Linked DNA regions of Mus musculus: region 2 is linked to region 1. The links are chromatin loops, found by intact Hi-C in ENCODE. Cell type or tissue: left cerebral cortex. All regions are shown on one strand. Links, peaks and the distances in the headings refer to the core of each region. The heading gives the core; the rest is flanking DNA.

Region 1 (8,343 bases), core at 122-8,121:
CGATATTTTCAGATTTGACTTTAAGTGTGTCTATTGCTGATTTCTCAGCAGCTTCAAAATCAAGCTCAGCATCTCAAAGGACTTTAGTTAGCACATTTTAAAGGGGTTTTAGACTTTTGCTTTATTTTATGTGTGTAGGTGATTTTTGTGTATGTGTGTATGTGTACCACATGAGTACACTGCTCACAGAAGCCAAAAGAGGGCATCATGTCTCCTGTACCTAGAGTCAGAGCAGTTGAGAACGGCCCTTTGGTTGCTAGGACTCAAATATGAATGGATCCCGTGGAAGACTTACCCATTGTGCAGTTTCTCAAGCTCCTTACAAAGTGAAATAATTATCACCTGTGGCCTGGAAGATGTTCAATTAGTGAAGTTTCTATTATGCAAGCCTGAGGATATAAGTTCAGACACAAATCATTTATAAAGCTAGACAGAGTGTAACCCATCTATAATTCCAGCAGTATGTAGACTGAGACAGTGCATGCCTCTTGCTCATTGGCTAAAAAGCCTAGCCAAATGGATCACCTCCAGGTTTAGTGAGATATCCCATCTAAAGTCATGGTCGAAAGTGATTTAGAAATGTCTATAATGTAGCTCTATGACCTACACACACACACACACACACACACACACACACACACACACAAACACACATTTTTACAGAGAGAGAGACAGAGAGACAGAGAGAGAGAGAGAGTGTTTGGCTTATGATTTAGACAATAAGGCTCACACCCTGGCTTCTTTTATAACTATAAATATATAGGGGGAATCATGACACAGAGCTGAGTCAATCCACGCACCTCTATCAAGGCCCATTCTAGGATCTCTCGGGGTACAGCTGGTACACAGCATATCCAGCACTATCATTGAACAATTCAGAGATCTGACTGATAACTGCATATCTTTTACATCACTCAGAATGTGTGCATGTTGCTTAGTTGGTATTTCCTGGTCCTAGATAACAGACACACACCAGGCCCAGCCCTGTGTTACAGAAACCTCCTGTTGCCATGAGAAAATGTATTGCCCATGTCTCCTTTTGTTGCCGTTTATGATAACTTCTAAATGGTTCTGGGAAAAAACCAGTGCTTTTACTCCTGTTACAAGTTATCAAGTGCTACTCAGACAGCTCAGGGAGCAAAGTCACCTGCCTCTGAAACTACTAACCTGATTTGGACCCTTAAAACTCATGCAGCCGAAAGAGAGAACAAATTCCTTCAGATTATCATTTGACCTTAACACATATGCTGCAGCACACATGCCCCCATGTAGGAACTAAAAAGGGGCCTGAAGAAGAGGGGGAGGGAGGACCCATGTCCCACCAGAGTTCCACCTATGCTCTGGACAGGAGGATGCAGGAAGGCCAACAGATGCATTCACTCAGCCCTGGGTGGGCATCCAAACCTCTGACTCGCTCAACAGGGTGTGGAAAAGGGATAGCCCCGACATGGGAGACCCAGCACCACACCCTGTAGCCCTGGGGTTATGGGAGATAGGGATGAGGGAAGAGAGGTTCTCACACCTCAAGAGTGAGCACAGCCCTTATGAACAGAGACTGTCTATGGTTTTAGAGCTTTATTATAGAAAGGCAGAGAGAAAGAGAGAAGGGAGGAGAGAGAGGAGGGAAAGGCTAGAGAGAAAGAGAGTAAGAGCAAGAGGGAGAGAGGAGAGGAGAGGAGAGGAGAGGAGAGGAGAAGAGAGGAGAGGAGAAAAAGAGAGGAGTGAGAGAAGTGTGAGGTAAGAGAACAAAGGAAGGAGAGAGTGATGTTGGGCCAAGGATCCCCTCTTATGGTCTTTAGTGTAGCTAGGTAACTGGGGAAGAGTGTAGCCTGAAGGGCAGAAGCTTGGGGCATTTCATACATGACTGCTAGGCATGCTTCTCTTGTGGTGGCTGAGAGGGGTGGTAACTTAGACAGGAGCCAGAGTTCCAGGAGACATGAGAGAACTTCTTTTGTCCCATGTGGGTAAATTATGACCACTAGGTCCCAGGGTTCAAAATCTCAGCTCTACTGGAGACCAGACTGTCTGTGCATAGCCCAATGCCCCACACCCCCATACATATACACACACATATACATATATACTTACATAAATGCATACATACATACATACACATACATACATACATACATACATACATACATACATACATACGTACATACAAAAATGTAAAATAAAATCACTGGAATTTGAAAGATGGCTCGTGGTGTGCATGTTTGCTATGGAAGTGTAAGGACCTGAAATCTGATTCCTCTTAAATCCCAGATGTGTAACACATGCACATACACACTCACACATACACACATACACAATGCACACACACACACAAACACACACACCATCATGTAAATGCAGATCTGTAATCTCAGTCTTCTCACAGCAAAATGGAAGGTAGCAACTGAAGAGTCCCTAAATTCATGGGCTAGAGTGTTTGATGTATGCAGCAGTGGCAACAAAGAAACCCTGTGTAAAATTAGGAAAAAAAGGAAGGACCAACCCCAAAGTTGTCCTCTAACCTTCACACACACACACACACAAACACTCATATACAATCTTACAAGCATATACTCACATGCCCACTTACAAACACCTTAACACAGACATGTACACACACCAAACTTTTCAATTCCTCTGTCTCTCTCTCTCTGTATGTGTGTGTTTGTGTGTGTGTGTGTGTGTGTGTGTGTGTGTGTGTGTGCGTTGTGTCAAACACATACACAGATGTGGGGAGCGGGTCTGGCATTAGTCCCAAGATGGTGTCCAGGACTGCAGCCAAGTCTTATGACTTGCACCTGACTTCCTCATACACCCGAAAATAAGCCACATCCATTGTGAGAGCTGAGTAGGCACACCATGATGAAAGATCAGGCCATTTGACGAAAGCCAATGAACTGAGATTACTTGGACTGGCCTGGTGGTGTGTGGTTGAGGGGATATATAAGGGATTGTGGTCATACACAGAGAGAGAGATTCCTGCTTGCATGTTGAAATGTTCCTGAATAAACTGCTTTGAGAAGAAAGCTGTGTTGTCTCTCTTTTCTGCTGTTCAGAGACAGAAGCAATAAGTGGTGGCCCTTATGGGGACCCTTCTCTTCGTTCAGAACTCATCGCAGTCAGGGCAGCTAGCTGGTAAGTTCCCAGGATCATCAACAGCCACTGTGGGTCCCGGAGAGGTTGATCAGAGCAGTCCAAAATGAGAGGAGTGGGGATGGCATGGATGTTCCTGGTGTTGAGGATACTTCCCATGGTGATGACTGAAGATCCACATTGGGGAATCTTATCTGTGTTCCCAAACCCATGTCATTGACGCATTCGGCACGAGTGTTCCCTCGATTTTTCACATCTAATGCTTTGCTGCAGTTACCCTTTTTACCATGAGATGGGGAAATAGCGACTGTGCAGGAACCGATGCAGCTTTAGTTGAGGGAGTTGCTGTGCTTTCAAATGATTCAAAATATTTCTCAGAATAGTGGCTGCGTTCAAATGTATAATCAAACAGCAGCATGGCTTGACATGCCAATTAATAGTTTTACTAAAGCTAATGCCACATGGATTCAAGGGGTGTGGCCTGTCATTTTTTCCAAAGACAATGATACCATACCTCCCCAACCTAGATGGGCTCCCTTTTGCAAGGGTAGCTCTGATTCCCTTCTGCCATGGACTGGGTGTCAGTCTAGAAAGGCAGCTTGGGCTGTAAAGAAATATTTTACCTTTTCTCCTTATATTGGCACAGTCCATAATGGCTCATTTTCAGGATATAATTGGACCTATCAAAATCCAGCTCAAGTAGGAGCTAGTAATCCTTTTAATGTGTGTTTGTTGTATGGTGTGAATGGTAGTTGCACAGATCTTTCTCCTCTGAGTATGCTAGTGGGAGGGGCATGGGGTGATGCAAGTTTTTATTGGAATGAGTCTAGTGGGTTTGAAACCTCTGTATCTCAACTTGCTGGAGGGCGTAATGCTTCCTTTAAGGCTACACCTGTTTGTTTGTGGTCTCATTTTGTGTTTATTGTTTATAATGGTAGTTATGAGAATAATGTTGTTAATTGTAGTAGTGATATTTGTTATTATAGTATATGCTGGAATGTATCTGAATATCATTTAGCTGTTGTGACTAGGATGCCTCACTCTGTACCTTGGCCTGTTCAAGCTCCTTCTGCTATGTCTTTGTTTAGACCTAAGAGGGATTTTTGGCATTACTGCGGCCATTGTCACTGCTCCACCACAGCCATGGCTTCGGCCATATCCTTTACCTCTGTGGTACAAACAGCAGCAGCTGTGAATAATTTATCTGTGGGTGTTGCAGAAGCTTTGAATGTTCAGGGAAATATTATTAGCCAGCTGAAAGCAGGAATTTTGTTGCGGAATCAAAGGGTTGATTTAGTCCAGGAACAAGTGGATGTTTTGATGGAGTTAGCACAATTGGGTTGTGAGTGGAAATATCCGGGACTGTGTGTCACATCTATACCATTTGTGAATGCCAGTCGTGCTGCTCATTTATCCCACACTATATCCCAGTACCTTACAGGAAATTGGTCTCAGCATTTTGATGGATTAGTTCGGGAATTGAGACAATCCATAGTCCATATTAACTCAACCCATGTGGACACATACATGGTTGAAGGACTGGCCAGCTGGATCTATAGCTGTCTCCTGCTTGAAAGAGTATGCCAGAATTGGTGGACTTACCCTGTGTCTGATATTAATCAGCATCCTGGTCTTTTGGTGCATTTGCCGTATAAAGTTTCATCAGCTCAGAACCCAAGCCTTGATGATACAGGCTTTTGCAGCTCTGGAGACAGGACAGTCTCCTCAAGTGTGGCTTGGCATGCTAGAAAAGTAGTCAATGATGGGTAAGACTCCAACACAAGACAGGGATCAAACCAAAGCTGTTTGTCTCCTAATGACTGGTAAGAGGCATTGTCTCAGGGGGAAACCTAAGGCAGGCATTCTCTCTGTCAAAATAGAAAAAAGGGGGAGAAGTGGGGAGCGGGTGTGTTGGTAGTCTCAAGATGGCACTGGGGACTGCAGCCAAGTCTTATGCTTGCACCTGACTTCTTCATACACCCGAAAATAAGCCACATCCATCGTGAGAGCTGTGCAGGCACACCATGATGCAAGATCAGGCCATTTGACGAAGGCCAATGAACTGAGATTACTCAGACTGGGCTGATGGGGCGTTGACGAGGGGATATATAAGGGATTGTGGTCAAAGACAGAGACAGAGATTCCTGCTTGCATGTTGAAAGGTTCCTGAATAAACTGCTTTGAGAAGAATGCTGTGTCGTCGCTCTTTTCTGCTGGTCAGAGACAGAAGCGACACACACACAGACACACAGACACACACACACACACACACACACACACACACACACCATTGTGGGTGATAAGAAAGTGTTTTTGTTGATGCTTCTCTATTTCCCTCTTACACCATCCTCTTACCTTATTGGGCAAAGCCCTATCGTTCTCCCGCAGGTTCTTCTAGCTATCATGGTGAGCGAGCAGGGAATACAGGCCAAAGGAAAGTGTGCTGCTGGTGGGTTTGTAGGAAGCAAAAATAAACATAATTGACTGAGTTGTAATCTCCATGTTGCACATGCTGGAAGTAAGGAAACATTTCAAGTAAGTCATGTAAGGACAGACCTTCACAGAAGAGATAAGGAGAATATCATATGTCATGTCAGGATTGGACCCTCACAGAGCAGATGAGAAGAATATCATAATTATTTTAAGATGGACCATAAGAGAGGAAATGAGAAAAACATAAGTCATGTCAAGATGAACCATCGCAAAACAGATAAGATCATCATAAGTCATGTCAGGATGGATCATCACAGAGGAGATGAGAAAACCAAGAGTAATGTTAGGATGGACCATTACAGTGGATTTGAGAAAATCATAAGATATGTCAGGATGGACTCTCAGAGAGGAGATGAGGAGAAAATCATGACTCATCTCAGGATAGACTATCACACAGGAGATGAGAAAATCTTAAGTCATGTTAAGATGGACCATCACAGAGGAGATGAGAAGAAAACCATAAGTCATGTTAAAATGAACCATCACTGAGTAGATGAGGAGAATATCATAAGTCTTGTCAGAATGTACACTCACAGAGGAGTTAAGAGAAAATCAAATTTTTTGTTTACAAATTTTATTTTCAATTATGTTTATTTCAGAGTGTGTGTCTGTGTTGAGGGGTGGTATGTGGAAGAGGCCACTCATGGAGACCAGAAAATGGTATCTACTGTCTAAATAAAAAGTTACAGAAGGCTGTGCGCTATCAGAGTTAGGAGCTGGGTGATAAGTTATTTCTCTGCCAGGCAAATAAACCAATTCAAGATATATACATATGAATGAAATTTGCAGGTTAATGTAAAGATGCTCCCAGGCTGTCTCCAAAAGAAGGAGAACATAGAATTTGCAAAGTGAAGAGAAACAGAGTTGAGGGGAAGAGTAGAGAAAAAGCCCATGCAGACAGAGGAAGAAAGCAAGTGGGGGGATAAAACTGACTGGAATAATAGAGGGAACTTCTGGGGAAGGCGACCCATCCCCGGTGCTACAAAATTCAAGGTTAGGGACAGGTAAGCCAGGAAGAAAATGAGGGAAGCTAGAAAAATCTGAAGGCCTGGTCAGCTTTGGTATATAAAATGCACAACTTATTCCCTTGCCTTAAGATCTGAAACCAAACATCCAAGGCTTTTCTTGGTAACAAATGAGTAATGTCTGATAAGCTATTTCTTTGCAAGCCAAGTGAGCCAGTACAAGCCAGATTACAGTATACATGGGTAGATTTATTGCTATGAGGAGGAGAAAGAGGGGAGGGTGAAGAGAAGGAGAGAAAGGGAGAAAGAGTACACATGTAGAGAGAGGGAAAGAAGGAGAGAGAGAAGGATAAAGAGAAGGATGCACAAGAAGACCAAAATACCTGATCATGTAGGGGAGAGCCTCTGGGAGAAGGGGTGGAAAGATCAGAATTGTGAGTAGGGTATGCTAGATAGCAACTGAGAGATGCTGGGAGAAACTAGAGGCCATGTCTGCTTTGATATGTAATATATGCACCTCAGTACCCTGTCCCAGAATCTAAAACCAAACACTGGACACTGAACTCCAGTCTGCTGCTAAAAGTTAAGATGTTTTGTTAATTCTATTTATTCACATGTCTGTGTTTGTACAGGAGTCCTTAGAGGTCAGAAGATGGCACTGGATCCCACAGTGATAGAGTTAAGGCATTTGCACTTCTTCTGCCATGCATGCTGTGATTCTTTGATTTGTAGATTTTTTCTCAATTAGTGCAATTCCTTGCTCTTACACTGAATATGGCCTATAAACCCACAATCAGTGGGTATCTTTAAAATCAATATCTAATTTAGCAAATTGTTAGCAATCAGACTCCTGCAAAGCCATCCCTATGGGCCCAGTGACAACAGGATGAGGCATCACTAGCTGCTGAGGAGAGACCCATTCCCACAGTTGCTTCCTGTCCCATACCCTCATCCTGTGAATATGCTATGCCCCTGATAAAACTCATCTTCCACACTCCTTTCTTTTTCTTCCACATTCATCCAGAGGTCCCCTCTCTATCCCCTCTTCTGACTTCCCTGAATGAACCTTCGTAGTGATACCTGTTGCACTGTGTGACCTTATGAATCAAGCCATTTAGATCCAATGTTTGGTGCTGAGACTCAAATAGTATATTCCAGAGTTTGTGTGACTTCCTGCGGGTTGAGGTTCCATGCTAGGACCCTATCGTCAATCCACATGATACATGCTTACTTTCTGACATCTGATCCATACATTTCTGCATCTAACACCAACTGATGGTGAGTATCCCATTCCTGGTCGGTGAACACACTTTCCTAGACCTCATGGAGTAACCACTGAATGTCCAGAACTCTAGTGGCTCTGGGAGTTGACGTACTACTAGATACAGTCTTTAGGCTATGGCCAGCCCTTTTTATTGACCCTCACTATGGAAATCAGTAGTTGTGTCATCCTTCTACTGTCACGGCTCCTGTTTTCTAGTAAATCCTAGTACTGAGTGAACCATGTTTCCTTGGACACATTGCTTTCAGCCTGGTAGAGCACCATGACAATGTGGCTGGCCAGTTTGTTTCTACTTGTTCTAGTTCTACCTGTGCTCTTAGGATGCCTTGGGCTCAGACATGTGACTCTTCTCCTCACCCATGGGAAGTGCATCTATACTGGAATGCCTCTTGGAGAAACTCAGACCTAGCACCTGATTTAAAGTCTTCTAAGCATATTTCAGCTGGACTTGGCCATAATATCTCTCAGATAATGTGTCTAAATGGCCACCTAATGCTACTTTCAATTCCATTATAT
Region 2 (8,343 bases), core at 320-8,319, 150 kb after region 1:
TCAAAGGCTTGTTTAGTCCAGGAACAAGTGGATATTTTGATTGAGTTAGCACAATTGGGTTGTGAGTGGAAATATCCAGGACTGTGTGTTACATCTATACCATTTGTGAATGCCAGTTGTGCTGCTCATTTATCCCACACTATATCCCAGTACCTTACAGGAAATGGGTCTCAGCATTTTGATGGATTAGTTCGGGAATTGAGTCAATCCATAGTCCATATTAACTCAAGCCATGTGGACATATCCATGGCTGAAGGACTGGCCAGCTCGATCTACAGGTGTCTCCCGCTTGAAAGAGTGGGCCAGAATTGTTGGACTTACACTGTGTCTGATATTAATCAGCATCCTGGCCTTTTGGTGCATTTGACTTCTACAGTTTCATCAGCGCAGAATCCAAGCCATGATGATACAAGCTTTTGAAGCTCTGGAGACAGGACAGTCTCCTCAAGTGTGGCTTGGTATGCTAGAGAAGTAGTCAATGACGGGTAAGACTCCAACCTAAGACAAGGATCAAACCAAAGTTGTTTGTCTCCCAATGATGGTAAGAGGCATTGCCTCAGGGGGCAACCTAAGACAGGCATTCTCTCTGTCAAAAAAGAAAAAAGGGGGAGAAGTGGGGAGCGGGTGTGGCAGTAGTCCCAAAATGGTGCCCGGGACTGCAGCCAAGTTTTATGATTGCACCTGACTTCCTCATACACCCGAAAATAAGCCACGTCCATCGTGAGAGCTGCGCAGGCACACCATGACGCAAGATCAGGCCATTTGACTAAGGCCAATGAAGTGAGATTACTTGGACTAGGCTGATGTGGCATGTTTGAGGGGATATATAAGGGATTGTGGTCTAAGACAGAGAGAGATTCCTGCTTGCACGTTGAAAGGTTCCTGAATAAACTGCTTTGAGAAGAACGCTGTGTTGTTGCTCTTTTCTGCTGGTCAGAGACAGAAGCGACACACACACAAACACACACACACACAACATTGTGGTTGATGAGAAAGTGTTTTTGTTGAGGCTTCTCTATTCCCCTCTTACACCATCCTCTTACCTTATTGGGCAGAGCCTCATCGTTCTCCTGCAGGTTCTTCTAGCTATCATGCTAAGTGAGCAGAGAATACAGACCAAAGGAAAGTGTGCTGCTGATGGGTTTATAGGAAGCAAATATAAACATAATTGACTGAGTTGTGATCTCCATTTGGACAGGGCTGGAAGTAAGGAAACATTTCAAGTAAGTCATGTAAGGACAGACCTTCATAGAAGAGATAAGGAGAATATCATATGTCATGTCAGGATTGAACCCTCACAGAGCAGATGAGAAGAATATCATAATTATTTTAAGGTGGACCATAAGAGAGGAAATGAGAAAAACATAAGTCATGTCAAGATGAACCATCACAGAACAGATAAGATCATCATAAATCATGTCAGGATGGATCATCACAGAGGAGATGAGAAAAACAAGTCATGTTAGGATGGATCATTAAAGCTGAGTTGAGAAAATCATAAGACATGTCAGGATGGACTCTCGGAGACGAGATGAGGAGAAAATCATGACTCATCTCAGGATAGACTATCTATCACACAGGAGATGAGAAAATCTTAAGTCATGTGAAGATGGACCATCACAGAGGAGATGAGAAGAAAACCATAAGTCATGTTAAAATGAACCATCACTGAGTAGATGAGGAGAATATCATAAGTCATGTCAGAATGTACACTCACAGAGGAGTTAAAGAGAAAATCAAATTTTTTGTTTACAAATTTTATTTTCAATTATGTTTATTTCAGAGTGTGTGTCTGTGTTGAGGGGTGGTATGTGGAAGAGGCCACTCATGGAGACCAGAAAATGGTATCTACTGTCTAAATAAAAAGTTACTGAAGTCTGTGAGCTATCAGAGGTAGGAGCTGGGTGATAAGTTATTTCTCTGCCAGGCAAATAAACCAATTCAAGATATATACATATGAATGAAATTTGCAGGTTTAATGTAAAGATGCTCCCAGGCTGTCTCCAAAAGAAGGAGAATATAGAATTTGCAAAGTGAAGAGAAACAGAGTTGAGGGGAAGAGTAGAGAAAAAGCCCATGCAGACAGAGGAAGAGAGCAAGTGGGGGGATAAAACTGACTGGAATAATAGAGGGAACTTCTGGTGAATGGCGACCCATCCCTGGTGCTACAAAATTCAAGGTAATGGACAGGTATGCCAGGAAGAAAATGAGGGAAGCTAGAAAAATCTGAAGGCCTGGTCAGCTTTGGTATATAAAATGCACAACTTATTCCCTTGCCTTAAGATCTGAAACCAAACATCCAAGGATTTTCTTGGTAACAAATGAGTAATGTCTGATAAGCTATTTCTTTGCAAGCCAAGTGAGCCAGTACAAGCCAGATTACATTATACATGGGTAGATTTATTGCTATGAGGAGGAGAAAAAGGGGAGGGCGAAGAGAAGGAGAGAAAGGGAGAAAGAGTACACATGTAGAGAGAGGGAAAGAAGGAGAGAGAGAAGGATAAAGAGAAGGATGCACAAGAAGACCAAAATACCTGATCATGTAGGGGAGAGCCTCTGGGAGAAGGGGTGGTAAGATCAGAATTGTGAGTAGGGTATGCTAGATAGCAACTGAGGGATGCTGGGAGAAACTAGAGGCCATGTCTGCTTTGATATGTAATATATGCACCTCAGTACCCTGTCCCAGAATCTAAAACCAAACACTGGACACTGAACTCCAGTCTGCTGCTAAAAGTTAAGATGTTTTGTTAATTCTAATTATTCACATGTCTGTGTTTGTACAGGAGTCCTTAGAGGTCAGAAGATGGCACTGGATCCCACAGTGATAGAGTTAAGGCATTTTCACTTCTTCTGCCATGCATGCTGTGATTCTTTGATTTGTAGATTTTTATCAATTAGTGCAATTCCTTGCTCTTACACTGAATATGGCCTACAAACCCACAATCAGTGGGTATCTTTAAAATCAATATCTAATTTAGCAAATTGTTAGCAATCAGACTCCTGCAAAGCCATCCCTATGGGCCCAGTCACAACAGGATGAGGCATCACTAGCTGCTGAGGAGAGACCCATTCCCACAGTTGCTTCCTGTCCCATACCCTCATCCTGTGAATATGCTATACCCCTGATAAAACTCATCTTCCACACTCCTTTCTTTTTCTTCCACATTCATCCAGAGGGCCCCTCTCTATCCCCTCCCCTGACTTCCCTGAATGAACCTTCGTAGTGATACTTGTTGCACTGTGTGACCTTATGAATCAAGCCATTTAGATCCAATGTTTGGTGCTGAGACTCAAATAGTATATTCCAGAGTTTGTGTGACTTCCTGCGGGTTGAGGTTCCATGCTAGGACCCTATCTTCAATCCACATGATACATGCTTACTTTCTGACATCTGATCCATACATTTCTGCATCTAACACCAAATGATGGTGAGTATCCCATTCCTGGTCGGTGAACACACTTCCCTAGACCTCACGGAGTAACCACTGAATGTCCAGAACTCTAGTGGCTCTGGGAGTTGACGTACTACTAGATACAGTCTTTAGGCTATGGCCAGCCCTTTTTATTGACCCTCACTATGGACCTCAGTAGTTGTGTCATCCTTCTACTGTCACGGCTCCTGTTTTCTAGTAAATCCTAGTACTGAGTGAACCATGTTTCCTTGGACACATTGCTTTCAGCCTGGTACAGCACCATGACAATGTGGCTGGCCAGTTTGTTTCTACTTGTTCTAGCTCTACCTGTGTCCTTAGGATGCCTTGGGCTCAGACCTGTGACTCTTCTCCTCACCCATGGGAAGTGTATCTATACTGGAATGCCTCTTGGAGAAACTCAGACCTAGCACCTGATTTAAAGTCTTCTAAGCATATTTCAGCTGGACTTGGCCATAATATCTCTCAGATAATGTGTCTAAATGGCCACCTAATGCTACTTTCAATTCCATTATATGAGATCTTTACAATCATTACCAGAAACTCAGTAAATGGAAGAAGGTTCCCTTGTAAAGCAAAACCAAGATCATTTTCAATGAAACTCTATTTTGTATGAGACAAGGAGCTAAACTCCAGTTCCAGGAACAAAATCACAAATCCATCTGAGCAAATATCCTATGACAACTCTCCCACCCCACTTAGCAACAGCTAGTCAAGCTACAACAGCCATCTCAAGGTACATAGAGATAACCTAAGACATCCTGCAGAGAACAGTTAACCTGATCATCCTGTCTGTGAGGACAAGTTCAGCTCCTGCAGATTAAGCCAGAAATGAAGTTTGAAAAGTACTAACTTGCTGACCCATACTGAAATTCCCCTAGCATGCTGTAATCACAATAAATACCCTGCACCTCTAAATTCCAGCCTTCACTCTGTCCTGCTGTGACAGGGATCATGGGAAAGCTTGCAAGCAAGGTCGTAATGGAGACTCCATACATAATTGCATTGGAATTGATTTTTGGGTCCCTACAATTAGGGTTTAACAAGCTAAGTTCACCTTTTAAATATTATCTTTGCTCTAAACCTTTTATCTGTTCTTCCTGTTCCTCCTCTCAAGTTTTTCTAGCTATGAAATTTCACCCAAATGAAAGACAGGAATCCTATATTTCTAAATCTTCAACTTTGGTTAAAGAATTTTGTCATTACACTTTTTTTTTACTCAATTGTATATTCTAATCTTCCATAATAGTTAGATAGATAGTTAGACAGACAGACTGACAGACAGACAGACAGACAGACAGACAGACAGACAGACAGACAGACAGACAGACAGATCAGCAATGGAACTATAATACCCCAGTTGGCATTATAGTTAGAGAAATAAGTTATAACTTATTTCCTTTTCAGATATCACACATATCACTGGAGATATCCATTATGGTTAACATTTATTAGGAGCAGTCTTATATCCATGTGCTCACAGAAAACTCCTTGGAGATAATAGCTGTGGGGAATTGCAGGCTGGTCACCAGTGGAGATGAGGTCTGAACCCGGATGGTCATAAATCACCTACATGGCATTGTAGGTTTTCTCTCATGCTGCTGGAACACTGGCCCCTGCCTAAGGTACCACCTCCCACAGCCCCCACAAGAGAAGCATGGTCAGTAGTCACATAGACAATGGACAAAGCTTCTGACCTTCAGACTAAACTCCTCCCCAGTTATCTAGGGACAGTAAAGTCCATCAAAAAGTTGTTCGGCCCCCAACTTGCTCTCTTCTCTTACTCCTTTGTTTCTTTACCTCTCATTCCTCTCGCTTTTCTCACCCCTTTCCTTTCTCTTTGTCTTCTTTCTCCTCTCTCCTCTCTCCTCTCCCCACTCTCTCTTTCTACCTTCCTCTTTCTCCCTGCATTTCTATAATAAAGCTCTTAAACCATAGTCTCGGCTCCATCAAGATATGCTGTGCCACCTTCACAGGTTTTGGGAATCTCTTCCCCCATCCCTCTCTCCTATAGCCCCGGGGTCCCTGGTCGGGGGATACCCCTTTTCCACCCCTTGCGGAGTGGGGTCAGACACTTAGAGGCACACTGAAGCCAACTGGAAAGCATCTGGGAGCTCTGCCTGCGTCCGCCTGACCAGAGCCCAGTAACTCTCGTCAGACATTTGGCCCCATTCCCTTGACCTTCTTCTCCAGGGCCAACCTCAGGACCTCCCAGCTTTTTTTGTTTCCAACAAATAGCCATGTCTTAAGCAACTCAACAGAAGTATTTCTCTACTTAGAAAAGCCTCCATACATATTTTCTAAACAACCAGCACACTCCCCAATAGCATCCTTGTCCATAGACAAGGAAGGTCTTGGTTACCTTTATGAGACTCATTGTCTTTGGTATTATCATGAGCATTTATCATCAGATGAAGAAAGTCCACTTGGTGCTGGAAGTAGAAAGAGAAGTTGGAAAACTGGAAGGTCAATGGTAAGGTTAGAGGTCAGAGCTGGATCAGGAGTGCAGAAGCTTAATACTCTCCTTTCTGAGAACTTATCTTTCTTAAATTCACAAGTGTGGCTACACTTGTTTGAGTCATCAAGGAACAAAAGCAGGAATGGCTAAACCAGGAAGCATCCAGATTCCACATCAGCTACTGTTACAGTAAATTTTAAAAGATACATATTGGGCTTACTCTGCTGCTGCTATGTGTTCAAATGCTAAATACTGTCCACAAGATCTTATTGCCCCTAATCAGGCAATCCTCCTATACCCCAAGTGATACTATGTAAACTTTGCTTCCCAAGTCAACTGGTCAATAAAAGGCCAAAACATGTGAAGGACAGTAAAGAGAGAAAAAGGGATTTGAGGATAAATTGAGGGGTCCCAATAGAAAGACAGTAGGGAGAGAAGAAGAGGAGGTTGGCATGAGAGGAGAGGGTCCAGGAGAAACAGCAAGTAACAAGGGACATATGCCTGGCATATAAGTAAGAATGGTTCCAAAGCTTGCCCAGTCTAGGCATACAGCTTCTAAATAGAATATCAGAATTGTGTGTCTTTTATATGGGGAATCTAGAGTCCATTACCAATAGCCTTACAACTCTCACGGGCAAAGGCTTCAAGTTCCAATTTTTCGATGTGTCTAGCCTGGGATGACTGTTTAGTTTCCAATGTGGCGAGAATGTATATTACCATGTCGGAAGCACAGACTATGGCAATCTATAAATGATTCGTGGCATGAGACCAATGGCCAAATTTAGGGGGAGGGGAATGATCTTACTTAAGCATTTTATGGAAATTGAGTCTCTCTCCTCGAGACAAAGGTGATGAAGCTGTATCCATGTCTGACTCTTCTCCAGTAACCTGCTTGTTATTGCCAATGTCCAGCCGATGGAAATGAACTGAAACCGATGTGCTTGAAAGAGATGAATCAATTTGAGATTTAACAAATCGGATCAATTTCTGAAATGCCCAAGGAACGAAGGAAATCAATAATAGGAGTCCTAATAGGGGCCCCAAATGGGAGGGCAACAAGATTGAAAGCCAGGGGGAGGTTGAAAACCAATTTTGGTACCATGACTCTTGTTGTTCTCTCTTTTTCTCTTTTTTCTAAACTGGCAGTAACCTTGGCAATGCTATCATTAACTAATCCAGTTTTATCAACATATACGCAGCATTCTTCCTTAAGTGCAGCACATAAGCTTCCTTGTTGTAGAAAGAGCAAATCTAATCCCCTTCTATTTTGAAGGGCAACTTCTGAAAGGGAGAACAAGGAATCAGTAAGATCATCTAGGCCCCTTTTTATATTCTCTATATCTTGGCTAATAGCCTCATTGAGCAGATGGTAATTGCGCACATTCTATTGAGATGACACAAGGGCTGTGATTCCAGTCCCAGTCCCAGCAGCACCCAGGCCATGAAGGACTGCAAGGGTCACCGCTGAGATAGGCTCTCTTTTGTGGCGGGATGGCAAGGAGTCACCTCGGTCCCAAAACTTTAATAAGTCATCTGACTTATGAATACTAAAATTTGGATCAAGCTGAACCAAGACACAATAATCTCTATTATTTATAAAATCTTGTATAATAATGTACCGTGTAAGGCCCGTGGAACATGCCAAAAAGGTATCATTTGGGGCAAGAAGATAAGAAAACCCATTTTTATTTACTCTAAACATGTTATTGCAAATCTCTAGCAAGGGCCGTGGTGAACCATACTTGGACCCAACACACAACTTCCTACCCCAGAGAGTTCTGTCCAGGTAAGCTGAACTGACTCGAAGGGGAGCTGCCTAGCATCTGAAAGCAGCGTAAATTTTTCCAAATAAGGCTATGCCCTCATAAAAGGGTGGGGAAGCAGAAAAGCACATCCAACAATCCTCAAATTCTGACGCATTATCTCTTTGTGTCTTATCCAACAAGGCTAAAGCAGAAGCATTCAATATAGACCACAGAAAATCAGTGGAAGAGGGGGGCCCCCTGCAGGGAGAGTGGGCGGAAATAGGGTCATAGCACACCCTGGGGCAGGAACAGTGGGGCGGGTACCTGGGAGTAGGGTACTGTTTGGGGAATGAGGGTGATGTAATTGGGGGTTAGGTCCTATATAGATGCTTCATATTTGTTAGGGATTTCCTTTTGTAGTTTAATCTTGAATGTCAATCCCTAATCTATGCCCTGTTTATATATGCACAACCCCCAAGAAAATCCTCTCTTGGTCCAGTCAGCAGTCCTTGTGGCTGTTGTAAAGCCAATTTGTAATGGGTTGCACCACCCTTGTCTAGAAGAATTGGGGGAACAATAGCTATTAAGGGGTTGTTTTCCAGGGGAGGTGACTTTGGAATTGGGGTAAAGTTGTTTAACTGTGACATAATCCCAAGAGGAGGATGGGGTCCAATAGGTATCCCCAGTGGTTTCACAACCCCAAGAGGTG

What was found. Hi-C counts contacts between places; a loop is a spot of excess contacts. Peaks named below come from ENCODE experiments on the same cell type or tissue, not always from the same donor. Only the 100,000 strongest peaks of a DNase experiment are listed, where the experiment ranks them.
Region 2: a loop joins it to region 1, with 3 times the contacts of the local background. A loop is called at or near these places in 23 of 42 quality-filtered maps.

The regions. Positions count from the first base shown.
Region 1 is chr5:145,757,806-145,766,148 of GRCm38, reverse strand. No RefSeq gene overlaps it. Among named protein-coding and RNA genes, the nearest start is that of Cyp3a41a, 42 kb to the right of the region's middle. In left cerebral cortex, for the core only: no CTCF peak of the experiment used is centred there; no DNase peak of the experiment used is centred there.
Region 2 is chr5:145,608,986-145,617,328 of GRCm38, reverse strand. No RefSeq gene overlaps it. Among named protein-coding and RNA genes, the nearest start is that of Cyp3a41b, 28 kb to the right of the region's middle. In left cerebral cortex, for the core only: no CTCF peak of the experiment used is centred there; no DNase peak of the experiment used is centred there.